Regions from separate parts of the Homo sapiens genome. Here region 2 is linked to region 1. A link is a loop called in an ENCODE intact Hi-C map of the cell type or tissue named here. Cell type or tissue: heart left ventricle. All regions are shown on one strand. Each heading gives the region's core, and the rest is flanking DNA. Links, peaks and the distances in the headings are about the cores only.

Evidence for each region. Hi-C counts contacts between places; a loop is a spot of excess contacts. Peaks named below come from ENCODE experiments on the same cell type or tissue, not always from the same donor. Only the 100,000 strongest peaks of a DNase experiment are listed, where the experiment ranks them.
Region 2: a loop joins it to region 1, with 4 times the contacts of the local background. A loop is called at or near these places in 24 of 110 quality-filtered maps.

What each region holds. Positions count from the first base shown.
Region 1 is chr15:31,302,009-31,318,975 of GRCh38, reverse strand. No RefSeq gene overlaps it. Among named protein-coding and RNA genes, the nearest start is that of KLF13, 16 kb to the left of the region's middle. RefSeq lists enhancers at 6,016-6,776, 11,618-12,203, 10,971-15,389, 15,484-15,786, 16,023-16,705. In heart left ventricle, for the core only: a CTCF peak has its summit at 15,690; DNase peaks (open chromatin) are centred at 12,325, 12,701 and 15,379; H3K27ac peaks cover 1,406 bases.
Region 2 is chr15:31,248,537-31,260,627 of GRCh38, reverse strand. No RefSeq gene overlaps it. Among named protein-coding and RNA genes, the nearest start is that of LINC03034, 24 kb to the right of the region's middle. RefSeq lists an enhancer at 4,135-4,707. In heart left ventricle, for the core only: no CTCF peak of the experiment used is centred there; no DNase peak of the experiment used is centred there.

The DNA of each region.
Region 1 (16,967 bases), core at 8,968-16,967:
CTTCCCTTCCCTGCCTGCCATTTGCATGCTTATGGCGACAGAGCTCTAGGGGATGATGGAGCCACCAAATAGAACGAGCCTGGGACGCAAAAGTCTTTTGGCCAAGAACATGCTCCCGAACCATCACTGTGTTTGAACCACAATATACGCTGGGGTCCACCTGTTACTGGGACTTAGCCTACCGTAATCAATGTGGAAAATGGGACAGGGAAGAAAAACAACAGGTGCCAGGTAGAGTGGGGCTGGACTTTTTTCTGGAGTGTGGCTCTCTAGGCTTCCTGGTGACAGCCAGGCTGTGAGATGCCCACTCTGGGCACCGTCCTCCCTTTCTCCCAGGGTAGCCATTGCCTGCAAGCCCTGCTTCTGCTCACAGAGCCCAGCCTGGAGCTGAGGGTGGTTTGGTTTATCCAGGATGTCTCATAGTGTCAGCGCTCAGTGCCCCCCAATTCAGAGGGCAGGCAATGTCCTCCTCAGCCCAGGAGTCATGTGTAAGTGCTCAAGCCCCCCACACACTCTCCTATCTGCTTTTGACCTGTCTCCTAATGTACTCATAATGTCACCAAGGAATCCTTCCATCCAAGGAGGGCTTTGACCCCAAAGCTTTTGCAGCCCTCAAGCCTGACCATTTCAGAATAGGGTTGTTGGATGAGGAACTTCTGAGAAAAACCTCATCTCAGTCACTGATGGTTTGGCGTTGTACAAAGAATGAGCCATTTTCTGTCGTATGACATGGGATCGGGGTAGAAAACTCTGTTTTCATGCCCTGTCTCCCATTAGTCCAGAGTGCAAAATAATTGATCAAGTTCTAAAGGACGAAAGCCAACTTCACATCTGGTGCACATTTACACGGGGAAAGATTAAAACCAGCAATGCTTCTGAATCCGAGCCATCGAAACACTGGAGAGGTATTTACAGTGTCTGCAACAAATGTACAAGGGAAGCATGTTAAAATGACGGACGATCCCTTCTAGGCTTGCCAGAGCAGATGGCTCCCACTCCTAAACATGAAAACTGACATGGGATCCCTGCCCTCCGTCGTGATCTGGGACGATCTCCAGCCTTGACGACAATTATCCATTCTACGTGTCCCCTTCCACTCTCACTCCTTGGTTGTCTGCCATTCGTAACTGGTGATCCTCTCCCCAGTTAGGTCTCAGGGTCAAATGCTGCGTTTTATCCCATTGACTCTGAGATTCCTGCCAAGCCTCTGATCAATGGCAATAAACCCCCACCCATCAGCGCTCACCAGGCACATTGACACACACAGGAACTCTACACAGAAGGTGCCGTTCATTCACATGTCCAGGTGAGAAAACTCAGCCTCCATCAGGCCAAGAGACTCCGAGAGCCACACGTAGCAAGATGCAGAGCCCAGGCTCTTGGCCTAGAGTCCTTTCACCTCACACTGGTGCCCCCACTGCCAGCCTACAGGAAGCTAGCCAGTTAACGCAGGGACTTACCAAATCAATTCAGGGAGAGCCAGGCTGGTTCATTCTGGGCTGTCATGGGAATCCATTCTAATGAGTGTTCTTATTAATGGGATTGGGAGGATTTATCATGAACAATGTAGGCTATGATTGCCTTGAATTCTGGGCTGTTTGCATCTAGAGCTGAAAGATGGCAAGGATTAGCCGTTCCGATACACATGAAGTTTTTCTTTTTGTTACTGCTAAAGTGAGTACCAGTCAGTAGCATCTAGGCACCATCAAATCACAGGAAGTGGAGCTGGAAATGAACTGCTAGGTCACTCATGGTCAGGTTGAGCTCAGCAATCAGCACACATGGTCTGTTGTTAACCTGGGGGCGGCAGGCAGTGAATCCTCAATCTATCATGTTCTTCATGTATTCAGTTAGTTTTATGGGCCCTGGGCTGTCTTTGTAGGACAGTATATTGAAGAGTCAGGAGCTCTTGCCCTGATTTTATAGTTCAACAAATTGATTTAAAATATTTTCAGAATATAGGTCTCAGTAGTTCTTTCTATCTGAGCCTCTTTGAACTGGAGCTTTCTGATTTGGTATGGGGTGTGAACTTGTTTCCTGTGTAGAGCAGAGAACTGCACCAAGAGGGATGTTAATATTCCAGGAATAAAAAAAAGACTGTTTTCCCCTCAATGAAAGAGAAAGGAGAAGAAGTTAAAAATCAGATTTAATCATATTACAGGAAACTTGAGAGCAGCCACAAGGCTGCCATTTCCAACCTGAAGTCACTTCCTGAAAGTCCAGAAATCATTCCCACTGGAAACCACTGACTGGGACCCTTTGAGGGGTCTGCATTGGGTCTGGTGGGTGGATACAAGGTAGATCCTTAAACAACTCCTCTCCAATGGGGTAAGAATGCCCATGGCTCTCAGCCAGCTCTGGGGTCAGTCACCAGCCATCTCCCCTTGGCGCCCGGTGCCTTGGATGAGCAGCCATTCAGGAAATAGGTGCCCAGTCAATGGGGGAATTCTCCAGCCACATCTGTGGTCTCCTTGAAGTCTCTCCTCAAAGACCTTTATCTGCCCAGGTGTCATTATGACGCGGTAATCCTGGACTGAGACAGCTCAGCTCAGGAACTGCAGCCTGGATTCCTGGGCCTGCTGACAGTGAGACATCCAGGGGAGCTGCCCATGAATGTAACCACCCCAGCGGTGTGCACACATCTCTACTACAGTGGCTCCACCGCGTGCCTGCAACACAGAGAGGACCGGCTGGCATGGGGGCTGCCCCTGATCTCAGGGAGACCTTCAGTGCAAGCAAGGAGGGACCAGGGATCCCCTGAGCTCATGGCCCTGCTGAGCTGAAGGAACCCCCTGCTTCAAGGCAGAGATTGTTCATACAGTGTTGTTGCAGTTTCTTAAAAAATGGCCAGTCCGGGCACGGTGCCTCACATCTGTAATCCCAGCACTATGGGAGGCTGAGGCAGGCAAAATCATTTGAGGTCAGGAGTTCGAGACCAGCCTGGCCAACATGGTGAAACCCCATCTCTACTAAAAGTACCAAAAAAAAAAAAAATTAGCTGAGCATAGTGGTGCACGCCTGTAATCCCAGCTACTCAGGAGGCTGAGGCAGGAGAATTGCTTGAACCCGGGAGATGGAGGTTGCAGTGAGCCAATGTTGCACCACTGCACTCCAGCCTGAGCCACAGAGTGAGACTCGGTCTAAAAAAAAAAACAAAATGGCCACACACTTATTTGATGCTCCTGCCATCGAGTCTGGGCCACTGGTGACTGCTTTGGCCTAGAAGGGCAGCCTTGTGACTTCCAAGGCTGGGTCATAAAAGGTGGGGCAGCTTCCTCCTGGCTCCCTGGGCACGGGCACTCACACATACCTCTGCTTGGGGCACTGAGCTTCATGTAAGAAGTCCAACTACTCAATCTGGTGGGTGTTTGGGGACGGGCCAGCTGAGCCCAGCTTTCCCTCCATCCCTGACACAGTGCCAGGCATGTGCATGGGGCAGCAGGTCCTTAGCTTTCCAGCCCTGGGTGTTCCAGCCCTGATCTGTTGGAATCATCCAGCCTTACAGACCTCCCAGCTGAGGCCTCAAATGGGAGGAGCAGAAACAGATCATCCCTGCTGGGCACTGTCCAAATTCTTGACCCACAGAAGCAATGGTTATTGCTTTAGGCCATTACGTTTGGGCTTGTTTGTTACACAGCAACAGTAACTGGAACAAACAACTTGGTTTATAGTTTCTTTTTTCTTTTTCTTTTTTTTTTTCTTGAGATGGAGTCTCCCTCTGTCACCCAGGCTGGAGTGCAGTGGCACGATCTTGGCTCACTGCAACCTCTGTCTCCTGGGTTCAAGCGATTCTCCTGCCTCAGCCTCCCGAGTAGCTGGGACTACAGGCACACGTCACCACACCCACCTACTTTTTTTTTGTATTTTTAGTAGAGACGAGATTTCACCATGTTGGCCAGGCTGGTCTCGATCCCCTGACCTCGTGATCCACCTGCCTCAGCCTCCCAAAGTGCTGGGATTACAGGCGTGAGCCACCGCGCCCAGCCTATAGTTTCTATAAACCAAGAAACTACTGGTCAAGTGCTCAAACACAAGAAAAGGATCCCTTTCAACCCTGGGGGGAGCAAATGTAGTCAACAGACAGGCTCCAAACTGAAAAACTGAGAAGCAGTGATGCAATCGTGCTGTGGCTGGCAGAATTCTAAGATGGCCCCAGGATCCTGCCTGTGGTCTGTACTCACCTTCTTTCTCCCAGTTAGTCAAATACTCGGTGTTTCTGTGAAGGGGTTTTGCAGATGTGATCAAGGTCCCAAATCAGTTGTGGGGGAACAACCGGTGCTGCTGGCCTTGGGTCTGACGTCTGCACTTGACGGGTGGGCTAAGGCATTTTCACGGGGATTTGACCTATACCACGTTTGACTTGGGGACCGACTTGAGACTTCCCAGTACTTGCGGCTGCCGGGTGGGTCCCCGCTGGTGAGCTATCTGCCTCCTCACAGCCAGCTTCCTCTGAAGGGAGGAGGGGTGCCCATCCCACACCACTCTTCCACCTGGCCACTGTCCACGTGGGGTCCTTGCGGCCCAGTCACCTCCTCAGGGAGATGACAGGGATGATGGCTGTCTCAGACCTGGCCCCTCTGACACAGTCTCCATAGACCCATGCTTCAGTACCTGCCTTATTGTATCATTATTTAAATGGAAAAGTACTTAAAAGCATAATAAGTTAAAAATTGCTGATAACCTTCATTTTCTTCAGGAAAGAACCATTTCTTCACTCTTTTCTGCCATCAACAGACTAGTTTTCTCTTTTTACACATTATGACGGCCACTGCTAATTGTTTACTGTTAGGCAGCTATTGCTGCATAACCAAATACCCCAAAACGTAGTGGCTTAAAGTAACAATAAACATTTACTACCATGTTTGCAGTTTCTGTGGATTTGGGAGTGGCTACAGTGGGGGATGCTGGCTTGGGGTCTCTCATGAGATTATAGTCATGACATTGACTGGGGCTGCTGTTGCCCCAGATTGGGGTTGGAGAATCTGCTTCCATGACAGTAACTCACACAGCTGGAAAGTTAGCACTGGCTGTTAGTGGGAAACCTCAGTTCCTTCCCACTTGGACTTTTCCACAGAGCTGCTTGAGCATCCTCATAACATGGCAGCTGGCTTTCCTGACCTAGAGCAAGTGATCAAGAGGGAACAGCTGTTCTTTTTATGGCCTAGCTTCAGACATCACAGAGCATCACTTTTACCCTATTTATTAGTTGGCTCTTCTGAGTTACTAAGTCTGGCCCAGATTCAAAGGGAGGGAAATTTGGCTCTGCCTTTTGAAGGGAGAAACTTCCAAACATTTGGAGACATCTTTCAAAACCACCACACCTGTCCAGTATCTGTTATTCCCTTCCTTCTGTAACTGTATTCTAAGCAGCAAGGTACCTGGCTAAAAAACATTTCCCAGCCTCCCTTGAAAGAATTGGAGGTTACTGAGATATAAACAGAAGTTGTTAGGTAAGGCTTGCCAAAAGCTTTTTAAGAATGGGAACAAGTAGCTAAAATGTACCCTTTGCCTCTTCCTGTTACTGGCTGTTTGGAATGCAAATGTGATAGCTGGTACTCCAGCAGCCATTTTGTGAATATGAGGCAACTCTGAGACTGGAAATCATATGCTAAAAATCAAAGGGAAAGTGGAATGAAGCCTGGGTCCCTGGTGACATCATGGAGCCTCCCATAACTTACTTGGACTGCCTAACACTGAACTTCTTTTATTGAGGGGGGTGGAGGACTGACATTTCTTGATATTTCTTGATATTTAAGCCAAGGTTACTACCAGATAAACACAGATCCTGGCCGAGCACGGTGGCTCACTCCTGTAATCTCAGCGCTTTGGGAGGCTGAGGTGGGTGGATCACCTGAGGTCAGGAGTTCGAGACCAGCCTGGCCAATATGGTGAAACCCCGTCTCTACTTAAAATACAAAAAATTAGCTGGGCGTGGTGGTGGGCACCTGTAATCTCAGCTACTTAGGAGGCTGAGGCAGGAGAATTGCTTGAACCTGGGAGGCGGAGGTTGCAGTGAGCTATCACACCATTGCACTCCAGCCTGGGCAACAAGAGCCAAACTCCGTCTCAAAAAAAAAAAAAAAAAAAAAAAAAGCAAAAAACCCACAGATCCTAAAAGATAAGCTCACCATAGTTCTTTTTTCACAACTGGCTTATATAGACTCCATCATGGTATTTCTAGGCCCTCTTCCTTCACCGTGGGTATATCTTCCCAAGGGCCTCTGAGCAGAGATAAGGGGGAAAAAAATACAAATCCCTGACTCGCCAACCTCCCTGGCAGCTGGGCGTGCCAGGAGACCACACTTGGGTCCGTGGGATCTAAGGGCCCAGCACGATATCTGTGATTTCCAAGAGACCCCGAACTGGGAGAGAGGAACCCTTGCTGCCTTCTGCTCTCCCTCCACCCACTGCCCGGGACCCAGAGCCTTGCCGGTGGCCCAGGAGCCCCCCACGGGCAGAGGAGCTTCTGCACCCACCCTGCTGCGTCCTCCGGCTACATAATAAGAGAGAATAAGGAGGTCCTCTCTTCCCGCAGCAGGGCTGCCCCTCGCACATACGGCCCTCTCCAGTGCCAAGTCTGGACCCAACGCAGCCCCTTGCGAGGATGCAGTGAGCAGAGCTCACCAGGGGGCCTTGGGAGCTCTGCTGGAGGGACCTGCAGAAACAAGGCTTGGGGAAGGACAACTGGATGCTCAGACAGGAGGACCACCTGGCAGTGACTGCTGTGGGCAGCCCCCTCTCCTGGCTCTCATCCTTTCTCTTGCAGATGCTGCAGCTGCCCCTCTCTGCTGGCTTTGCCCCTTTGGCTCTTAGCATCCCAGGGCTTCCTCTCCTAGCAGCCTCATGGCTCAGCTTCAGCACCCTCTGCTGACTCTCTGAATCTGCAGGGACAGACCCATTGGGGGAGATCTGGTGGGCAGCTGGTGGCTCTGCCATTGGTTCTCCCAGCAGGCCACCTTGCAACCCTGGTCAGCAGAGTGGGCTGCCCCGGGGAAGATCTCAGATCCAGTCTGTCAGGGGAGCACGGTGAGAAGCACGCAGCTGCAGCCAAGAAGCTTCTGGGGCCCCCAGGGGCTGCCCAAGGTGCGCTGTGCAGGGCAGAGGCTGGGCTGGAGTCCTGGCTGGACTGCCCCAAATGCCTGGCGCCCTCATCCTAAAGTGGGGAGCATCGTCCTGCCTCTCATGGGGCTGCCACATAAATATCTCCTCGGTGCTGAAGAGGGCTCTGCAAGGCACTTGATCCACAGGAGACGACCACCCGGGGCTGCAGCAGGGTGAGAGGGCAGTGCCCAGAATGCCAGGACTGTCCAGGACACATGCCTTCAAAGTCAGGGGATACAGCAGAGAGCCTAGCAGCTCCTGTTTTTCTCCTCAACATTCTGTTTCAAAAATTTTCAGCTGGTCGCAGTGGCTCACGCCTGTAATCCCAGCACTTTGGGAGGCCGAGGCAGGTGGATCACGAGGCCAGGAGTTCAAGACCAGCCTGGCCAACATGGTGAAACCCGGTCTCTACTAAAAATACCAAAATTAGCCGGGAGTGGTGGCACACGCCTGTAATCCCAGCTACTTAGGAGGCTGAGGCAGGAGAATCGCTTAAACCTGGGAGGTGGGGGTTGCAGTGAGCCAAGATCACACCACTGCACTCCAACCTGGGCAGCAGTGGGAGACTTTGTCTCAAAATAATAATAATAATAATAAATCAACCAGAAGCCAAAAGAGTAGTGCAAAGAACACGCTTTACTCTGATTCGCCGGCTCTTCAGTGATTGCCATGTTCACTGTATTTCTCTTTCCATCTCTCTGTCTATATCTCTATATTTTTTGAAATGATTTGAAAGTCAGCTGCTGACATCACAACACTTTGCCCTACACATTTGCAAAAAAGGAGGACTTGCTCTTGGATAGCCGCAGAGCCTGTATTGGACTGAAGAACTTTATTGTTAATCTATGAATATTGTATAATATGCAGACCATATTTACATTTTTGCAATGGACTCTTAATCTCTTTTCTATCCAAATAGCTCCTTTTTTTTTTTTTTTTTTTTTTTGAGATGGAGTCTTACTCTGTCACCCAGGCTGGAGTGCAGTGGCGTGATCTTGGCTCACTGCAACCTCCGCCTCCCAGGTTCAAGCAATTCTCCCACCTCAGTCTTCTGAGGAGCTGGGATTACAGGCGCCTGCCACCACGCCTGGCTGATTTTTGTACTTTTAGTAGAGACGGGGTTTCACCATGTTGACCAGGCTGCTCTCAAACTCCTGACCTCCAGTGATCTGCCTGCCTTGGCCTCCCAGAGTGTTGGGATTATAGGCGTGAGCCACTGAGCCTGGCTTAAATATTGCTTCTTTATCAACCAAACTGAGATCTCTGTCTTCAGAATGCTGCACTCTCACCCTGGTCATACCCCATGTTAGGGCTTTTCTGGAGCCTACCCACCTCTTCGGGGTGTGTTGGGAGAGTGCCGGTGAGGGTGGAGAAGGGAGCTGCAGGGACCAGAACATTTCATCCTCTCACTGCCACCGTTGTCTGTAAAGATACAGCTAAGCTCTGACAAAGGCACCGTTGGTTTTCCTGCCCTTTAAGAAGTTTGCTTCCAGGACCACAGACCTCCAGCCCCACTCTCAGCGACCCTAGGCCATGGGGCTGTTCTCAGGCTCACAGCCATCTGTAGCCCTGCCCCCACCCAGTCACCCTCCCATCCTTTCTTAGAGATAAGACAAAAAAAGAGTACCCCTCGTCTTCCCCCAGTGTGCTCTCCAGAAGGCAGGGGGTTATGTCTGGAAGAAATTGGTGATTACTAGGAAATCGTCTACATTTGTCCACCCATCATGACACCAAGCACTCAGGCTTCTCAGGCTCCTGTCTCATCCCCACAGATTGAATTTGGTCCCCACATCCCCAAATTTATGTGTTGAGGCCCCAACCCCCAGTGTGACGGTGGCCTTTGGGAGGTGATTAGGTCATGAGTGCGGAGTCTTCAGGATAGCATTAGTGACCTTTTTTTTTTTTGAGATGGAGTCTTGCTCTATCACCCAGGCTGGAGTGCAGTGGCACAATCATAGCTCAATGAAACCTCTACTTCCTGTGTTCAAGCAATTCTCCTGCCTCAGCCTCCCGAGTAGCTGGAATTGCAGACGCCCACCACCAGACCCGGCTAATTTTTGTGATTTTAGTAGAGTTGGGGTTTCGCCATGTTGGCCAGGCTGGTCTCGAACTCCTGACCTCAGGTGATCCACCTGCCTCAGCCTCCCAAAGTGCTGGGATTACAGGCATGAGTCACCGTGCCCAGCTGGATTCGTGACTTTTTAAGAAGAGAGGGAGGAGAGAGAAGAGAGAGAGAGAACATCTCCACCATGTGCGGTAACAGGAGGAAGACGGCCATCTCCATGCCAGGGAGAAAGCCCGCTGCTGGCGCCTGGATCTTGGACTTCCCAGCCCCAGAACAGTGAGAAATAAGCCACCCAGTCTGTGCTATTTTGTAATAGCCTCCTGAGCTGATAAGACACTCCATGATGCAGGAATTAGGCCCCCTGCACAGGAGGGAAACCTGCTGCAAGAGACACAGTGGGCCACACAAAGCCACGCCCGGGACCTATGTTGGAGCCTGTTGATCTGTTAGATCAGTTGACAGCCAGTTAAACAAACAGGGGTCTCCCATCATAAGAGGTTGGCAGGTGGGCCTTCCCAGGGCCAGGGAAGTGGCTCAGGGGTGCCCACAGGGACCCGGCTCCTCTACCATCCTTAAAGTGTTGGCTTTCTGCTCTAGAGACACTTGTCACTGCTCCAGGTCTGCAGCTGGAGTCAGAAGCCCGGGGAGGCTGGTAGAAGCCAGCAACCTGTGCCCTCCGTAAGAAGAAGCTGCTTTTCCAGAAGACTTCTGCTTCACTTTACTGGCCACAGGGTGCTTGTCCCCGCCAGCACTGGGGGAGATGGGGGAAGCAAGTTTCTGACCTGGCAGCTCTTGTAGGGGAGGTGGCACCGGAGAGTGGCTGGGCACATCCATTGGATCAGCCCATCCAGTGTGGGCCACCCCCGGGGTCTTATTACAGACCCTGAATTCTGACTCAGTTGCATAACTTGGGACAATTTGGGGAACTCATTCAAATTCCAAGTGCCCTTTAAGGTTTAATTGGATACGTAGCAAATGAGCATGCTCTGAGGTGTGGGTTTTTGCTTTCCCAGTAGTGGGGGAGCAGAGGATGAAATGTTTCTAATTCCACAACTCCCTTCTGCCTCTCTGAGATGTCCCAGGGTTTTCCTGGTGAGAATTGTTAGCCTGTGTGTCCGAGGGTTTTCAAGCTCACTGTAAGCTTGATCAAGGCAGCTCTGACCCCCAAAAGCTTCCTCGCAGGTGCGATGGGGGAGTCCCTGGGACCTAAAAGGAGGGCAAGCACCGGTCCTTCTCCCCACAGCCTGCAGCTGGCTCTGTCTTCCCCCACAAGCTGAATGGTTGTGCAGCAGGGGTGCAGGCAGGGGAGGGTGGGGCCCAGGCAAGGGCTCAGCTCCTCCTGGGCTGTGACACTGAGGTCCCGCCCACAGCTCTCCTGCTGGCCCGGCCCACCTGCAGCCTCTCCTTGGGGTCTTCCCCACACCTCCCTTTCTTGTTGAGGCTGCTGGGCCTTTCTCCTCCTGAGCTCTGGCTTCTGCACCTGCTGCATGTTGATCCTTCCCACAGCCCTGTTTCCTAGTCATAGTGTCACCTCCAGCTGGGCCAACCTTTCCCCTGGGGGCTGTGCTCCTGGCTCCTCAGAGGACACACCTCTACCCCAGTCCACTGGGTGCATCATGGACTCCTTTGACCTCCCTCTGGTTGGTTTTGGACTTCAGGGAGTCCCAGCAGGAGATCCCCGGGAGAAAGAAGGAGGGAGCCTCCCCCAGAGTCTCTGCAGGTGGGCTGTGTCCCTCAGGAGCAGGCGGTGGCTTTCAGGGCTCCTCTCCTCATGCTGTTTGCAGGTTTGCTGCACAGCCTTCCCACCCCAGGGTGACTCAGTGGTAATGGCCCCCTTCCCTGCTCTGATCTCTGGAGGGGATGGCCTTCAACACAGCTTTTCCTACACAGTTCCTGTCTCTGTCAAGGCCTCAGGAAAGGCCGCTGCCTGCGGGTGTGCGGAGGCCTTCGCATCTGTGACTGGCACGGCCCTAGCCCCTTCAGGTGAGCCAGAGGCAAGCACTAGTTAAGACTTTCTCCTGTAAGTCAGAGTAGCGACAACATTTGCATTTGGAATACAGTCGTGAAGTTAATTTAGTTTCATGAGCGCTGGCTGAATGCAGGCACTGAGGTGGAGCTTCTGGGCTAGGTACCAGGTGCCAAAATGCAGGTGCTCACAGCCGGGACACAGGACCATGCATGGAGAGAAGGCAGCAGGGCTCAGGAGGAGCTTCTGGGGAAGAGGAGGGGTGCACAGGGCTCGGTGGGCTAACAGGAGTTTGTGGATCCATAAAAGACACAAGGGAGTGGTATGTAATGGACACAGCCCCAGGACCAGTGAGGAAGGGGGAAGTGCTCCACAAGGAAGGGGAGGCCACTGACGGCAGGCACCCCAGGGACGCAGCGAGGGCGGAGGGCACTGTGCTTGCCGCCAAGGCAGCTGGATGCTGTGGCAAGGCCATTGAGGAGAGAGAGAAAGGACTGAGAAGCTCAGAAGGGAAAGGGGAAAGGGCCAGGGGAAACTCTGGGACCGCTGTGAGAAGCATGCCCCGAGGGGCCGGGACCTTCAAACCTCGGCTCTGCTGTGTGATACTGGGCTGGCTAGTGAACCTCTCTGAGCCTGTTTCCCCATTTGAAGAGTAAGAAAAACACCTGTTGTGAGCGAAGCATCAAATAATGCAATGCTGCAGCGTGGGCGCCGCACGCTTGGGGTTTGTGGTTTTCTTCCCTCTTCCAGCCTACACTGGTGACCTTGGAGTCCTCACCTCGCCATGGCCAGCCCCAGGCCATCCCCCCAGGCCCTTTGGGAACCAGGCAAGTTTCCCCCACCACCCACCCCACCCCTCACAATGTGTTCTGGATGATGCCCAGGGCCTCGGGGTCTGCCCCTGGCTGTGTCCTAGCAAAGGCATCAGGCGCGGCGCAGAGCCTCGAGGCAGCCGCGGTGCAGGGAGCAGGTGCTGGCAGCTGCCGTCAGCCCCACAATGTGGCTTTTGTCGGCCGGGGTAGCTGTGGAGCCCAGGAACAACCAATGTCGGGGAACAATTCCCAAGGCTCAGCCTGAGCGAGGCTGCAGCTCTCAACAAAGCCACCGAGAGCCGTTGGGCAGGCGCTTTTGTCATGCAAATACAGGCGGGGGACCGGCGCACTCCCCTGCATGCTAACCACTTTGTGATTCAGAGGAAGCCAGGGCCCTCCCGGGAAAGGCGGTGGCTCCTAGCTTCCCTGGGCCTGCCCTGCCTCTCCCATTGTCCTCTCCTGCACCCGGCTTGGTGAGCATCATGCTGGGCCTGGGACGCAGGCCCGGAGGCTCAGAACTCACAGTCTGACCAGGAAAGATGCAGAGGCTGGAGGACATCACCCCAAAGTGTGCAGCTGGCCTGGAAGAAGGAGACTGGGGAGCTGGGAGAGGGCTGAGCGAGGAGACCCCTCCGAGCAAGCCAAGCTCCCAAGTTCGGACCAGCCAGCCCGGCTGAGGACAGCATCTCATGGGGGAGAGCCTCAGGGGCAGAAGGACTGTGCATCCCAAGGCCCCAATGGGGTGGCCGGTGACTGGTTCCAGGAGAGCCTGGCTGGTGTGAGGAGGGCCAGTCTGCGGGCTCCTGGTGCACAAGGCTTGCATGCTTGAATGGGGCTTGGAGAACAGGTCAAGGGTCCAGGCCCTCTGGGCGGGGCAGGTGCCCCAGGGCTGGGCCTGTGTGCCCTTAGGAAAGGGCCTGACAGGGGCCTGGAGACTCAGGGTCCATCCCGACCCCACCCCACCAGCCCAGATGGCTATTTGGCATGTTGCTGAGTTTTTCTGAGCATCTGTGTGCTTATCTGTAAAACCAGCATCGGAATAAGCTCCATTTTAGGGCCACGGTGAGACGAAATAAAATAATCCAGATAAAATGTTGAGTTCAGTGTTCAGCATGTACTAGGCTCACAATGGATGATATCAACGGACAGCAATTTGCAAAAATTTCCAAACTTAGAAATGCAGATACTAATTTCCCAATAATGCTACTTCTAGGAGTTTATTCTACACATATTCCCACATGTGCAAAATGACATATGTTCAAGGTTATTTTTCACAGATTTGTGATGACCAGAGATTGGAAACAGCCCAACTGTCCATCTAGAGAGCCTGGTTAAATAGATGATGGTCTGTCCATCCATGTCACAGAGTAGTCTGCAAATGAAACAAGAACGGGGTGCCCTTTGTGCACTGACACAGGGATCTGACCTCACAAGGAGACACAAAGGAAGGACCCCTGCACAGCCAGTGCCTGTGGCCCAGAGTCGGTGTCCTATGAAAGGAATGGGGCCAGTATCTTGGGGACCCAGGCAGCCTGCTGGGCAGGGACAGAAGGTCCACTGGGCCCAGGGAAAAGGTTGGGGCAGCAGGAAGGGCAGTGTGCCCATTTCTCTCTCTCTCCTTTCTTCTCTCTCTCTCTCTCTCTCTCTCTCACACACACACACACACACACACACACACACACACACACACACAGAGAGAGACTTGGAGATAGAGACTTTCTCCTGCAAAAACAGACCATCTTGGGCAAGGTGGAGCACACAGCTCTGTAGGCTAGAATAACACAACCAGTCACCATAGCAACAACAGGGAGTTGTAATTTTCAGACTGTGAGCTGCGCCAGAACCCAGGGAGAGGATGCAGGCCACCAGCAGGGCTCCCTCCGGGCAGGTGTCTCTGTAACCCGGGGAATGGAGGCCTCAGCCACCTAACCTGTAAAAGTAGGATCTGATCCGCACACCGCTGCCCTGTGATGCCTTGGAGGAGAAATTGAGAAAGGCTAGGAGCTTTGAAGCAGGCTGAGGGCTCTCCAAAGCGTGAAGGCTGTTAGCCTCTCCCAGCACGCCCAGCGGGGATGCCTGGTCCCCTTCTCTGCTCCCGAATGCCCTCATTAGAGACGCCTGTGTGCAGCCCTGAATTTCTATCATAAAAGCATCTTTCAAATGAATAAATAATGACTAGAGAAAAGGAAGAAAGCAGATTGCATTTCATTGGGCAGGAAAGTTGCTTGGTCTCTCGGGGCTATTTGGCCAAGCTGCCCACAGGTGCCCACTGCGTGAACACAGGTGTGAGTCCCCACCAGATGCTGTTCATTGCTTTCTAAGTACCCTCGCCCCCACCTCCACCCCAACCCCAGCCCCATCCCAGCCCTTCCAGCTTGCAAAGTCATTCTATCATGGCTGTCTCTCCAAAAAAGAGCCATTTCCCAGGAAGGCACCACCCTGACCACTGGCCTTGTCCCGTGGCATGAAGCCAGCGTCACTCTGGACATTGCTGGCTGAGCTGGTTGGACTATGACTGTGGTGGCCAGCACCTCCCAGGCCTGACCCTGCAGAGAAAGGCCGAAGATGAACTCTGACCCCTGGGTGCAGCCACCCCAGCCAGCCCAGCCAGGCCCAGCGGGCAGCACCCCTCTGTCCCCATGGGCCTGGGATGCAGTGTCCCATTTTCCCTGGTGAGACTGGCCTTGTGGGCTATACAGGGGGCAGGAACTAGCAAGGCTATTCAGGGCCTCACCGAGGGGAAGGGCCACTGTCTCCATGGCTGCCAATTTCTGGCGACGTCCCCAGTGGTCTTCCTCCTGCAGGTTCTCAGGCGGTGCCCTCCCACTCCAGGCTGTGCCTGGCTGGGGGGTGGGGGTGCAGGCCAGGCTGGCTCCGGCTCCCACTCACACTAGTGCTACAGGGCTATGGTCCCATCCCTTAGCTGGGCTAGAAACGGAGAGGCGCTAGGCTTGGGGCTTGGGGAAGGGTCCATCTTCAATAGCTTAGTTCTCAAACTGTGTTCTGGGGTGGGCAGGGAGGGTGAGCCACACTCCACAGGCAATGGTGAGTGCTTGAAAACGCCTTTTACAAACTAGTGAAAACAAACACAGGAGTATGCTGAATAGCACACATCATCCCATGACGTTTGAAGGCAGAGCAACATCTCTTGCAGGCAGCTCTGCAGGGGGCCCTCTTGGGCCTTATCACTCTCAGTTGGTGGTAGACAAAAGTCTGAGACCCCCATCGCATGAATTTGTGTTCCTGTCACTTTTCACATGCATTCATGCTGGTGCATGATCTCTAATCTTTATAGGAGTCATTTTATCTCCTTTGGAGGGATTTGGGAGTGAGGAGTTGAGAGGCAAGGCTTTAAAGGAGCTTGAGGTCACCTCCCCTCACCCACTCCCAGGTGGAGTCAGCCCCTGAAGCCCCTCTTCCAGCCAGGTAGGCCTGGTTGTGGCTCGTGGCTCCGGGAAGGGAAGGCTGTGTGGGCGGGGTGGTTGTGTGGGCGGGGTGATTCCTCTTGGCTTGGCTCAGGGGCCCAGCGCTGTCCCAATCTTGTTTGGGGTGTGGTCTCTTTTATGCTGTATAATGACTCAAAAAAAAAAAAAAAAAAAAAGACCTTGTTCTTGAACAAACCAAGAATATCTGTCCCAGCATAATGACAGAAATATTGTGACAAATTAAGCATCTGTCATTGAGCTATCAGGCTCTATTTTAGGTTAAACCTGCTTAGAGATTACGCTCCTTTCAGCTCAGTGCTGCCTCCCACTGTGCCCTGTAGGCACTCTGAGGCTCTGGGGACAATTGTTGGGCCTCACCGGGCCCCAGTGGCTCCGTCTGAGATTCAAGGGGGTGGGCTTAGCCCCTGCTCAGACACTTGCGGCACATCCAGCCAGCCTAGGGAAATTTCATCTACTTCTCCACAGTCCCCATCCCCTCTTCGGCACCCCCATCTCCCACCTAGGTCCTAACGGCATGTGGCACTCAGCGAGCTCCAACTCTCGCTGGACAGTGGGAGTTGTAAAGGGAGCAAGGTGCCCCTGCTTGTCCCTGGCAGAGAGAGCCCAGGGACCCCACGAGGGGTCTAGAGGTCTAGAAACAGGCATGCACCATCTCCTTTCTGGGCCAGGGCCGGAGGGACACACACAAGGCAGCTGAGGGGGTCGAGGTCACCTTCAGGCCACTTGGGGATGGTCTGGAGCCTGTCCTGCTGTGTCCCTCAGCCCCCTCCGTGCCTGGAACTGGCCCTACCCCAGCAGCCCCCCATTCCTAGAGGAGACTCCAGTGACTCGATTTCTCCAAGGATCTCTGTATTTGCAGTGCTTAGTACTTTATCTCCCCCACCGGTCTCAACTTCACAGAAGAGACAACTGCCACAGAGAGGCGACCTGCGTGTGCTTCCCCAGCCACTTCTAACCTGCCGACCTCATGCCCTCTTCCCTAGCCTGCAGGTCCTCTGCCAGCCACACCTGGGGCCATGACGTCCCCTCTCAGGGAAGAGCCAGGGACTCCTGCTCTACAGAAGCTCACCCCTGGGTGGCTTGGACTCATAGCCAGGCCAGGGAGTGCGGAGTGGCCCCCCAGCCAGACGCCACATTGCATTTTGCAGAATGCGCCATTCCGCACGGCCCCCGCACACGCTGCTCCCTGGCCTGGAATACATCCTTGAGCATCCTTTTTCTGCTCTGGGAGCCTTCTCTGCCCACACACTCTCCTGGCAGCCTGGGCACTGTGCAGTTATTTAGGGCTGTTCCTGTTCGTTTGCCTCCTCGGCTTCCTACCAGACTGTGAGCTTCTTGGGGGCTGGTCTGGACTCAGGGGACCCAAGATGGGCCTCATGGTGTCCAGGGAGGGTGTGCAGACCTCCCTCTGTCCCACAGTTCCCACTGGTCCCCTCTATGCATACAGAAAGGTCCAGATGGCGGAGAATGTTCCAGGCCCAGAAGCATCTCTTCAATGATCCCTTCCTGAGTAGGGGTGTCCATAAGGTGCTGTCCCCTAAGTTCCCAGAGCCCCTCACGGCTGGGGCCTTTCTCCA
Region 2 (12,091 bases), core at 4,092-12,091, 53 kb after region 1:
GTTTTCAGTGTTTGTCTACTACAAAGTGCTGCTTTCATCTTTTTTTTTTCTTCTTTTTTTTTGAGACAGAGTCTCACTCTGTCACCCAGGCTAGAGTGCAGTGGCGCAATCTCGGCTCATCGCAATCTCGCTTATCACAACCTCTGCCTCCCAGGTTCAAGTGATTCTCCTGCCTCAGCCTCCTGAGTAGCTGGAACTGCAGGTACGCGCCACTAGCCCAGCTGATTTTTGTATTTTTTTTTAGTAGAGACGGGGTTTCACCGTATTGGCCAGGCTGGTCTCGAACTCCTGACCTCATGATCCACCCACCTCGGCCTCCCAAAGTGCTGGGATTACAGCCATGAGCCACTATGCCCGGCCTGCTTTGATCATTCTTAGGACCTATCTTTTGGTGAACACACACACACACACACACACACACACACACATATGTATTTCTGTTGGTTATATTCCTAGGGGTGGAATTGCTGGGTCATAGGCAAGCACATGTTCAGCTTTGGTCATGCACCTGTCTTCCAAAGTGATAACGCCAAGCCACTCTCCCCACTGCAGTCTGGTTTCTCTCCATCCTCAACTATGTTTGGGATTCAGTCTTTTACATTTTAGCCTTTCTAGTGGGTAGGTGGTGGCATTGCATTTTCTCCCTTCCCTCCCCTCCCCTCCCCTCTCTTTTCTCTTCTGTCTTCTCTTCCTCTTTCTTTCTTTCTCTTTCTTTCCTCTCTTTCTCTCTCTCTCTATCCCTCCCCTCCTCCTTCTTTCCCTCCCTCCCTTCTTTCTTCTTTTTTCTTTCCTTTCTTCTCTTTTCCTCTTTCTTTCCTTTCTCTTTTTCTTTCTTTTCATTATTTCTTCCATCCTTTCTTTTTCTTTCTTTTCTTCTTTATTTTCTTCTTTCTTTCTTCCTTGTTTCCCTCCTTCCCTTTCTTTCTTTCTTCTTTCTTTTTCTCTTTCTCCCTTCCTTCCTTTCTTTCTTTTTTCTTTCTTTCTCTCTCTCTTTCTCTCTTTCCCTCCCTCCCTCCCTTCTTCCTTCCTCCCTCCCTCCCTTCCTTCTTTTTCTTTCTTCTTTTCTTTCCCTTTCCTTTTCTCTTTATTTTTCTTTATTACAGCTGAGCTCTAACACCCATCTGAAGTGTACAATTCAATGAATTTTAGTATATGCAGAGTCATACAGCTATCACCACAATCAATTTTAGAGCATTTTCATCACCCCCAAAAGTAACCTTATAACCTTTAGCAATCACCTCCAACACCCCCTTCTCCCTATCCCTGGCAACCACTAATCTATTTTCTGTCTCCATAGATTTGCCTATTCTGGACTCTTCTTTTCTTTTCTTTTCATACAGGGTCTCACTCTGTCGCCTAGGTTGGAGTGCAGTGGCATGATCCCGACTCACTGCAACCTCTGCCTCCTAGGCTCAAGCAATCCTCCCACCTCCTGAGTAGCTGGGACAACAGGTGCACCCCACCACACCTGGCTTTTTTTTTTTTTTTTTGTATTTTTGGTAGAGATGAGGTTTTGCCATGTTGCCCAGGCAGGTCTCAAGCTCCTGAGCTCAAGCCATCCGCCTACCTCCGTCTCCCAAAGTGCTTGGATTACAGGTGTGAGACACAGCACCTGGCCTATTCTGGACATTTCATATATATGGAATTAGGTCATGTGTGGTCTTTGTGACTGGCTTCTTTTAACTAGCATGATGTTTTCAAGGTTCATTCATGTGGTGGCATGTCTGTCAGTACTTCATTCCTTTTAATGGTCAAATACCATTTTGTTGTACAGAAACATCACTTTTTGTTAATCCATTCATCAGTGGGTAGATATTTGGATTGTTTTCACTTTTTGGCTCCTGTGAACATTGCAGCCAATGAACATAGCAGCACATGACTAATGGTGCTATGAACATTCACGTCCAGGTTCTTGTGTGAACACACATTTTCATTCCTCTTGGAAACTCTACTTAGGAGTGGAATTGCTGAGTCAAATGGTAACTCTAGGTTAAACTTTTGAGAAACTACCAGATTGCTTTCCAAAGTGTCTGCGTCATTTAATATTCTCACTAGCAATGTATAAAGGTTCTGATTCCTCCACATTTCACCAACACTTATTTCCTTTTTTAAAAATTATAACCACTCTTTTGTGTGTGAGGTGATATCTCATTGTGGTTTTGACACACTGTAGTTTTGATAGGTGTTTCCTTGATGACCAATGAGGTTGAGCACCTTCTCATATGTTTGTTGGCCACTAGGACACGCTCTTTTGTGAAGGGCCCACTCAAGCTCTTTAACCAGTTTTTCTGTTGGATTATCTTCTCTCTTCTTGTTGATTTCTAGAAGCTCTTTATATATTCTGGACATAAGTCTTTTATCAAATATGTGTGTCACATATACATTCTCCCAGTTTGGTTTTTCTTTTTATTCTCTTAATAAATCTCTTGAAATTAGTTATTCATTTTAATATGGTCCACTTTATCCATTTTCTTCCTCTCCTCTTTCTCATTCTATTCTTCTTCCTCGTCTTTATCTTTATTGTCCTATTTGGAATCCCTTCAGTGACCTCAGAAGCCATCCACCCATAGTCCCTGTGGACATCAATTTTGCCATAAGGGTCAAGTATGGTGGCAACTTGCTGTCCCCAAGTCTTCTTTTTTTTTTTTTTTTTTTTTTTGACATGGAGTCTCACTCTGTTGCCTAGGCTGGAGTGCAGTGGTGCAATCTCGGCTCACTGCAATCTCTGCCTCCTGGGTTGACACCATTCTCCTGTCTCAGCCTCCCGAGTAGCTGGGACTATAGGCGCCCGCCACCACACCCGGCTAATTTTTGGATTTTTAATAGAGACGGGGTTTCACCATGTTAGCCAGGATGGTCTCGATCTCCTGACCTCATGATCCACCTGCCTTGGCCTCCCAAAGTGCTAGGATTACAGGCGTGAGCCACCATGCCCGGCCGCTGTCCCCAAGTCTTATCTTCAGTAGATGCTCCCTTCCAAGCAACCACAGGTGACAACTAAGTAATTGCAGTGCCACAGGTCACCAATGTCCTATTTTCCATGGGTAATGAGTTTATCTCTGCTTTCATATTCTCATACTCACACAGGTCAACAACCCAACCACAAAGACCCAGCTTGGAGGGTCTGTTTCCTGAAGCAGTACTGACTCAGCCTGGGAGACAGAAACCATGCTAGGTATTTCACATATTATGCAGAGAACCGATTACAAAGGTGTTGGAAGGATAAAGGAGTAGAAGGGAGGAGCAGGCCAGGGAACAAGAGGAAGAAGGGGAGGTACCCACAGATAAGAATCACTAGTACCCTTTGTCTTGGTCCATTCTGGCTGCTATAACAAAATATCATAAACTGAGTGGTCTATGAACAATAGGAATTTATTTCTCATAGTTTTAGAGGCTAGGAAGCCCAAAATCAAGGTACCAGCAGAATCAGTGTCTGGTGAGGGCTTCCTGGTTCACAGTCGGTGACTTCTTGCTGCGTGCTTACATAGTAGAAGGGACAAGGGGTCTCTCTTGGGCCTCTTGCATAAGGGCACTCATCCCCTTCATGAGGGCTTCACTCTCAGGGCCTAATCACCCCCAGCAAAGGCTTCACCTCCCAACACCATCACCACAGGAGTTAGGATTTCAATATATGAAACTGGGAGGGACACAAACACTCAACCCATTGCACCACTGGGCTAGAGCCCAGAGTCAGCACCTGCTGCTGCCCTGGTAGAGAAGCAGGGGCTGTGGGAGGAGCTGGCACTGCTGTTCTGTATCGAGGAGGATGCATCTTCTTTGCCAGAGCTGTGACTGCTGATAAAGGTGCCGCCTGTGCTCAGGCTTCTGGGGTCCCTAATCATCCAGCTCCTGCTGCTACAACTGCCATGCTGTGATACGGACATTCCTCTCTTCCTCCTGCCTTTGGAGCTCCTGCCACACCTCCTATGTTAGGTGCTACCACAGGGCCTAACCAGAAGCCAGTGGGTGAGGTGCCTGGCACATGCAGAAACCCCGGAGCCCCAGAGCAGAGCACAGACGGCGGGTGTGGGCAGCGACCCTGGCAGCCACCAGCACAGCCCCAACCAGGCTCCAGCCCCACTTGCCTGCTCTTGGCTCCTTGAAGCCCCGGGCTCCCCAGGGCAGCTGGCACGCCCTCCACACTTCTCCCCTGGGCTGAGTGCAGCTCACACTCTGGGTGTGGCACATAGGCCATTTCTGGAAGAGGCTTTCCTAAGCCCACAGGGGCTGCACTGTCTCCTGCTGCTGTTTTCTGCACATCTTCCTCACTAGAGGTGAGTTTCCTGAGGGCAGACAACAAACCTCACTTAGGCCCAGGCCATAAACACGGTGTATGTTTAGTGAATTTGTGAATTAAGAATGAAGGAATGTGGCTCACGCCTGTAATTCCAGCACTTTGGGAGGCTGAGGCGGGCAGATCACTTGAGGTCAGGAGTTCAAGACCAGCTTGGTCAACATGGTGAAACCCTGTCTGTATTTACAACACAAAAAATTAGCTGGGCTTGGTGGCAGGTGCCTGTAATCCCAGTTACTCAGGAGGCTGAGTGGGGAGAATCACTTGAACCCAGGAGGTGGAGGTTGCAGAGAGCATAGATTGCGCCACTGCACTCCAGCCTGGGTGGCAGCGTGAAAACTCACAGGCCTGCCGTTGGGAAAATTATAGAGTAGGTTGGGGGATTTTCTCTCTGGAGATCCCCTTTCCACACTCTCAATTTCTCTATTGCTTCAAGTTCCCGTCCTGACATCTGGCCACACCACACCGCCCTCCCTCAGGTCCTTCCTTCTGGCCCTGCACCTGGTGTCCAAGGGTGTGTAACTGGAACTATGTTGTCAATGGCCCAGACCCGAGCTTTGTGGCATAAAACACACAACTAGCTATTTATAGTCAGGGCTATTTATACAGAGTTTATGAAAAAATAGTTATGTGGTAGAACAAACTTGGAAAATTCAGGTTTAAGCAGATTAAACATGATCCTCTACTACAGAATTTCTCAGCTCCTGAAGACATTAAGGTGTCACTCCATAAAGGGGGCTCATTAGCTCAGTTCCCCAAACTTATGGAACCACAAACTCCTTCTTTTTAGGAACACCTAAGCAGAGTGTAGTAATTGATTAGTTATAACTTTAAATATATGTAATTGATCTATCTTTAAAGAGGTAACACATGCCCATAGAACAACACTCAATAGACAAAGTCAGGTACACAGAATAAAAAATGTGTCTTCCTTCCCGGCCAGCCACCCAGTCCCCCGCCCCAGAGGCAACCGCTGTCAGTAGCAGCATGCGTTTCTTCTCAGAAATGAGGCACAGCTTGTCACCCAAGATGGAGGCTTCCAGGAGGGCTGTGGATGCTTCTGGCTGCCCCTGCTCCTGGCTGCCCCTGCTCCTGGCTGCCCCTGCTCCTCCCATAGATGAGCCTGCTATGGTGGCCGCCACTGTTCTGCTCTGTCTAGCCTTGGGCCCACATTTATCCCTTTTTGTCCACTTTTTCAGAACCTGGAGGTGCTGCTGTTGCTCCTCACAGGTGGCTCCTGTGCCCCAGGCAACAAGCCAGAGGCACCAGTACCCTGGGCATGGCTCCCTTTCATTTACGACTCACTGTAGTTACTTTAGAGCCTTGGAGTGTTCTCTGGGATGAAAAAGATCAGGAATAGCTCTAGGCTGTGGCCTGGAGGAGCCTTGGGATCTCTTCATCCTTTGGAAGAAGGTGAGTTTCTTGGAAAATATTCCAGAAACGGCTCGAGCAGTTGTACCATGCTATTGTGCAAAAGAACGTCCAAAAACATCCTCACTTCTTCATGGCATGGACTTTCTCTGGAGTGGAGTGGGAGTGGTGCCAAGCACATGATGACAGAAGATCATAAAAACGGGAAATGGAATGGGTTTATTAGCTATTTGCTGCCGTGTAACCAGTTACTCCCAAGCCTTGCAGCTGAAATAACAAACTTTTATTATCTCATGAAGTTTCTGAGGGTCAGGAATTTGGGAGTTACTCAGCTCTGCAGTTCAGTCTCAGCATTGCATCGAGTTGCAGTCCAGACACACTGGCCAGGGCTGCAGGCATCTGAAGGCTTGACTGGGGCTGGAGGTCTGCTTCCAGCATTACCCAGGTGGCTGTTGACTAGAGGTCTCCATGGGCCATTGAGCATGCTCAAGACATGGTAGCTGGCTTCCTCCAGAGCAAGAGAGACAAGAGAGGGCAAGCAAGGAGGAAGCCACAGTGCCTTTCAGGACCTGGTCTCCAGAGTCACACTCAGTCACTTCTACCATGTTCTTTTTTTTTAAGTTGTTTTATTGAACTTTATTGTTTATAAATAAAATATCATAACACAGTTTGTGTAGTGTCACTGACACCAACTTCATAGTGAATTTTCTGCCTGAGATAATTCAATTTCAATGAAGGATCAGTGACACAGACATATTATGTATATATGATGTACATATGCATATATTCTCCACAAAATGTAATTTTCTGCATATAGTATGAAAGTGCTATAATGATTCATTTTGTTTAATGAACTCAAAATATAGCTAAATATATTATTGTGCATTAATTATAAGAATTAGTTTTCATGCTTTGCATAAGAAGTTTTTGGATTAGCATAATTTTATTATATATATTTTATTATACAATTTTAAAGTTAGTATGTTTGCTTAAAATATTTAATATATAACACTCATTGGCAAATGACAAAAGAAATCCCCCTGCAAAATAGCATTTTATTAAATGCTTTATTTATTTATTTATTTATTTTTTGAGACAGAGTCTTGCTGTGTCGCCCAGGCTGGAGTGCAGTGCCGTGATCTTGGCTCACTGCAACCTCTGTCTCCCAGGTTCAAGTGATTCTCCTGCCTCAGCCTCCTGAGTAGCTGGGACTATAGAAGCGAGCCACCATGACTGGCTAATTTTTGTATTTTTAGTAGAGACAAGGTTTCACCATGCTGGCCAGGCTGGTTTTGAACTCCTGACCTCATGATCTGCTCACCTTGGCCTCCCAAAGTGCTGGGATTACAGGCATGAGACACTGCATCCGGCCTAAATGCTTTATTATTTATTAAAACATTGGAGGATAAGTGCAGTGGCTCATGCCTGTAATCCCAGCACTTTGGAAGGCTGAGGTGGATAGCTTAAAGCCAGAAGTTTAAGACCATCCTGGGCAACATAGTGAGACCCCCCATCACCCCCCGCAAAAAAAAAGCCTGGGTGTTGTGGCTCACACCTGTAATTCCAGCACTTTGGGAGGTTGAGGCAGGCAGATCACCTGTCAGGAATTCGAGGCCAGCCTGGCTAACATGGCAAAACCCTGTCTCTACTAAAAATACAAAAATTAACCAGGTGTGGTGGTACATGCCTATAATCCCAGCTACTTGGGAGACTGAGGCACGAGAATCGCTTGAACCTGGGAGGTGGAGGTTTCAGTGAGCCGACATTGCACCATTGCACTCCAGCCTGGGCAACAAGAGTAAAACTCAGTGTAAAAAAAAAAAAAAGGAAAAAAAGAAAAATAAAAATTTTGGAATAGCTCTTCATAGGAAAGTTATCTCTTACTCTGAGTTCATAGTACTTGTGAGTCTAAAAATTTTTTGATTTTCCTGAAAAAGAAGAAAATAATTCTGGCTTAAGTTAGCATCTGGACTCTTCACAGATTTAGGTGGAAAAGCTAGAGGATTCACATTGAACATTGTATTTTGTAAGCCCCCAGCTTTGACCCTACCATGGTAGAGAGTTGCTAATGATTTCTCTTGGTGAAATCTAAGCTTTAACAACATTTCTAAGTCGCTGATGTATCTGAACCCATAAATATCTTTGGAGAAATGACAATGACAACATTTTGCATGATTTCTTTCATTCATTTGTGTATTAAAATAATTATCAAGCAGCTATTATATGCTAGGCAGAGCGCAAGGTACTGGGAATAAAAGAAATGACTATGACAAGATTACTGTCCTCCAGGAGCTGTGAGTTATTTGCAGATAGACACACGCTGTGCGAGAGAACAACCCCTAAACGTAAGTAACTATTTTTTCCACACTATCATTTCTCTACATACTATTCATTAGAAGTGAGTCACTAAGTACAGCCCACACTCATGGAGAGGAGATTTGATGGGAAGAATAGCAAAGCATTTGTGGACTATTTTAAAACCATCACAATGGGGATGGGGGACCAAACACGGGGCCAGCTAACAGCTGGTGGGTCCTGATCCATCACTAATAAGCTCTGTGATCCTAATTGATTAGCTAACTCCCCGGGCTCAGTCTCTCTCGTGCAGTCTGGAGATGATGCTACTATATCTGTCACAGGGCCAGTTGTTCAACACAGCAGGGAGGCAGATAGCAATTGAGTCAAGGGCGTGAGCTTTGGAATCAAATCCCTGCCCCCACCACTTCAAGTCTCTGAGCCTCAGTTTCCTCATCTGTATCATTACCTACATGCCAGGTTTGTGGAGAAATAACTTGAGGCAAGTATGTGTAGAGAATTGGTCTTGAGTGAGTCTAAACTGAGCCAGCCCAGAGACATCTATTTGCTGGAGAAGACAAGGGGTGTTGAGAAGGCATTTTGCATGTAACGCGACCAGTGGAAGAACATGCTGGAGGAGACCTTCGCCCCATCACCTGCAGGTTCTTGTGACCCCACAGGAAGCCAGCCTCCGCCTTCATCATTTTCCCCAGCTGGGCTGCCTTCTGGGAACATGACCAAAATTTTGGATCTGGGGGAAGAATTCAGCTGCTCCTAGGACTAAAAGCATTATCCCCAGACTGAAGCCAAAGGCACCCTTCACTATGATCTCTCACTGTTTGGAGATACATGCAAACAAATGTGGTCATATGGCCCTGCTCAAACCCTGGTGGCTTGGAACACTCTGGAAGCCACCTTTCGGAGTGCACATGGGGCACATGGAGACTGGAGTCCCAGCTTTGAGGAGAATGCTCAGCTCAGGACTGGGTGCTCCAGGCTCAGAATCAAACTTTTGTGAAGTCCAAAATCAGTTTTAACCCATGATTTCTGGGCACCTATCTCTGAGGATCTTCAAGTTTTTCTGGAAGGCGAGTAGCATGTCAGTGGCAGGATGTTCTATTAGGGGCTCTAATAAGTTCTAGCGATCCTGTTCCTCTGGGAGCCAGCTCTGGGTCTAGGGGCTTACTCTGAAGCAGGCTCTGTAATGCAGGGTGCTGCTGGAAACTGGAAATATGCAAGAAACTGCCTGCAAGGATGTGCAGTTGCACGCACAGCGACTTGGGCAAGTCCCCACTGGAGAGGCTCGACCCTCTGGTAACCCACGGGACCTGATTTTACCTTCCTATGGGGAGTGTTTGACAGAAGGGCTGCTTGTCCATTGCGCTGAGCAAGTCCTCCAAGGTCTGCAGGCCCCTTCCCAGGCAAGGCTGCATGCCTGAGACAAGGGAAAAGAACATGGAACAGCCAAAGACTTCCTCTCCGCCTTGAAATCATGCATTTTTGCTTTTTTTGTTTCTAAAACAGAATGGAGAGAAGCCCACGTCTCAAGACCCGAAGTGAGCCTAGGATTTGAGGTTGTCTGTCACCTCAGGGCCCAACCTCTGCCCCAAGGGGGCAATAAGAGGTTGGGACACTCCTCTCTCTCAGGACCCCAGAAGTCAAGTGTGGGTACAGGCAGCCCTTCTGCCATTGGCCCCAGGCTGGGTCAGTGACTCCAGTCTTGGGCATGGAGTAGTGCTAAGGGTTAGAGAGTCTCACCTTCATGCTGGACAGCACAGCTCACATCTAGGCGGCACTTGGCACACTAGTCTTTACATGAAAATTGGAGTGAGTCGTGGATGGTGCTGGCCTCTTGGCATCCCCTAAACTCTGTCTTGCCACTGGAATGTGCAGAGAAGAAGACCACTCTGGTTTTTTTTGTTTGTTTGTTTTTAATTATACTTTAAGTTCTAGGGTACATGTGCACAACATACAGGTTTGTTACGTATGCATACATGTGCCATGTTGGTGTGTTGCACCCATTAACTCGTCATTTACATTAGGTATATCTCCTAATGCTATCCCTCCCCCCCTCTCCTCACCCCACGACAGGCCCTGGTGTGTGATGTTCCCCTTCCTGTGTCCAAGTGTGGAGACCACTCTGTTATGTTAGATCCAAGAGTCGTCCTGAAGTAATCAGGGCTGGAAAGGAGGCAGCCTAAACAAAGATAGCTGTGTGTTCTGTGTGTCTTTTCTGCCTCTCTGTCTGTGACTGTCACACTGTGCCGTGACTGGACCATGAGGCTGCTGGCTTTCACGCAGGCTGCACATGGAGACAGCAGAAAGCACAGGCTGCCTCCCTCCCTGCCCCTCAACAGGGGGACCACCTTTGCCCTGGCAGGGACTGGAATCAGGCAGAAACCCGGACATGCAGAGGTGACTGGCCTCAGATCAGAGGGGGACCACAGCCCAAAGGCTACACAGAGGGGCAGGCTGTGAGCTGTGGGAACCGTCAGGCACCCGGGGTTCCCAGGCGGAGGACCATGTCCTTATGCTCATGAAGTGACCGACTGGAGGAGAATGCTTGGAAAAATATCCGCCCGACCATGGAGGGTTCAGGCTCTGGTGTTCCTCTGCATGGGTGTGAGTCCCAGCTCCACCACTCACCAGCTGCAGGGCTCAGGTGAGGGATCTCAAGTTCGCTGAGCCTCAGTTTCCTGAGACAGAGTAATGCCCAGCAGAGGGTAAGTGCTACCTAGGGTCTCATGTTGTCACTATTAGATGAGTCCTAGCGTCACCATTGTGATGCAGCCCATGGAATGAACATGAGGGATGAAAAAGGAGCATAGCGTCCCTTCAACTCCTTTATTTAAAAAATACACTTCTCGGATCACTTGAGGTCAGGAGTTCGAGACCAGCCTGGCCAACATGACAAAACCCCATCTCTACTAAAAATACAAAAATTAACCAGGTGTGGTGGCGGGCGCCTGTAATCCCAGCTACTCTGGAGGCTGAGGGAGGAGAATTGCTTGAACCCGGGAGGTGGAGCTTGCAGTGAGCCGAGAGGTGCAACTGCACTCCAGCCTGGGCAACAGAGCGAGACTCCATCTCAAAAAAATAAAAATAAAAATACATAAAAAATACACTTCTCTGCACGGAGCCGCAGTGGAGGGCACTTACTCAGAGGCCTGCAGGGGTGTGGTGGGTGAGTGAGGCCAGCTGTAGGGGCTAAACCTGGACCTGAGCCCACCCCTCCCACCAATGGCAGCCTGTGGGAATGCCAAATCATCAAGTTTTTCCTGGCAGGATAAAAAACTGGTTTTCTGCTATGTGAAATCCTCAAATGTTTAATTCAAAATCTGCAGGGGCTACCTGAGAGTGGCCCAGGGGAAGCCTGTGCCTGCCTGGCCTCTGAAGGTCAACCTGGAATGGCCTGGGGCAGGTAAAGTGTTCTTGAAGCTTTCTGCTGGGCACACCCTCTGAGTGTGCCCAGGCGCAGGCATGGTGAACAGTGCAGTGTTAGAGGCACAGGCAGGAGGCCCTCCAGAGAGGCACAGGCCAGGCTCTGGCGGCAGACAGCCTCCCATCCGCCCTCGCTGGCTGCAGGGAGGGGTGGAGGCTGTTGGGGCACAGAACGCTTTCTGCAGCCCCTCTCTCCTTATTTTACCCCAGGGACCTGCTCTTTGCCATCTTCCCCAGCAAAGCACACCTCCAGGAAACTCCCTGAGCCCAGCCCAATGAGATAAGTCCCCATCCCAGGGAGAGTTGTCCCTTAGCGGGAGCAAAAGGCTGTGGAGCCCAAGCACGAAGATTTTGTCATCATATCTCAAGCGTGGGCTGGCAGTTGGGTGTCAGGGGGTATGTGAGGTGACAGTCTCCCCCTAGTCCATGGATTTGAGTGTTATCATCGTCACCATCACCACCACCCTACCACAATAACGGCCCTCTGGCCCTGCAAAGCGCTGAGCTTCTGGTGGAAGGAGGGCATTCCTCCTTCTGCTGTCTCTATGGTCTTCTCTGGCCCTGGAGAATGTTCATGGACTCCAATGGCCTCTGAGGGCCTCTGCAGGGCCCACCTGCTCAGAGGCTCAGAGAGAGACCCCAGAGAGAGGCTGAGCCTATCCACACCAGCCCTGAGTTGACAGCATGGCA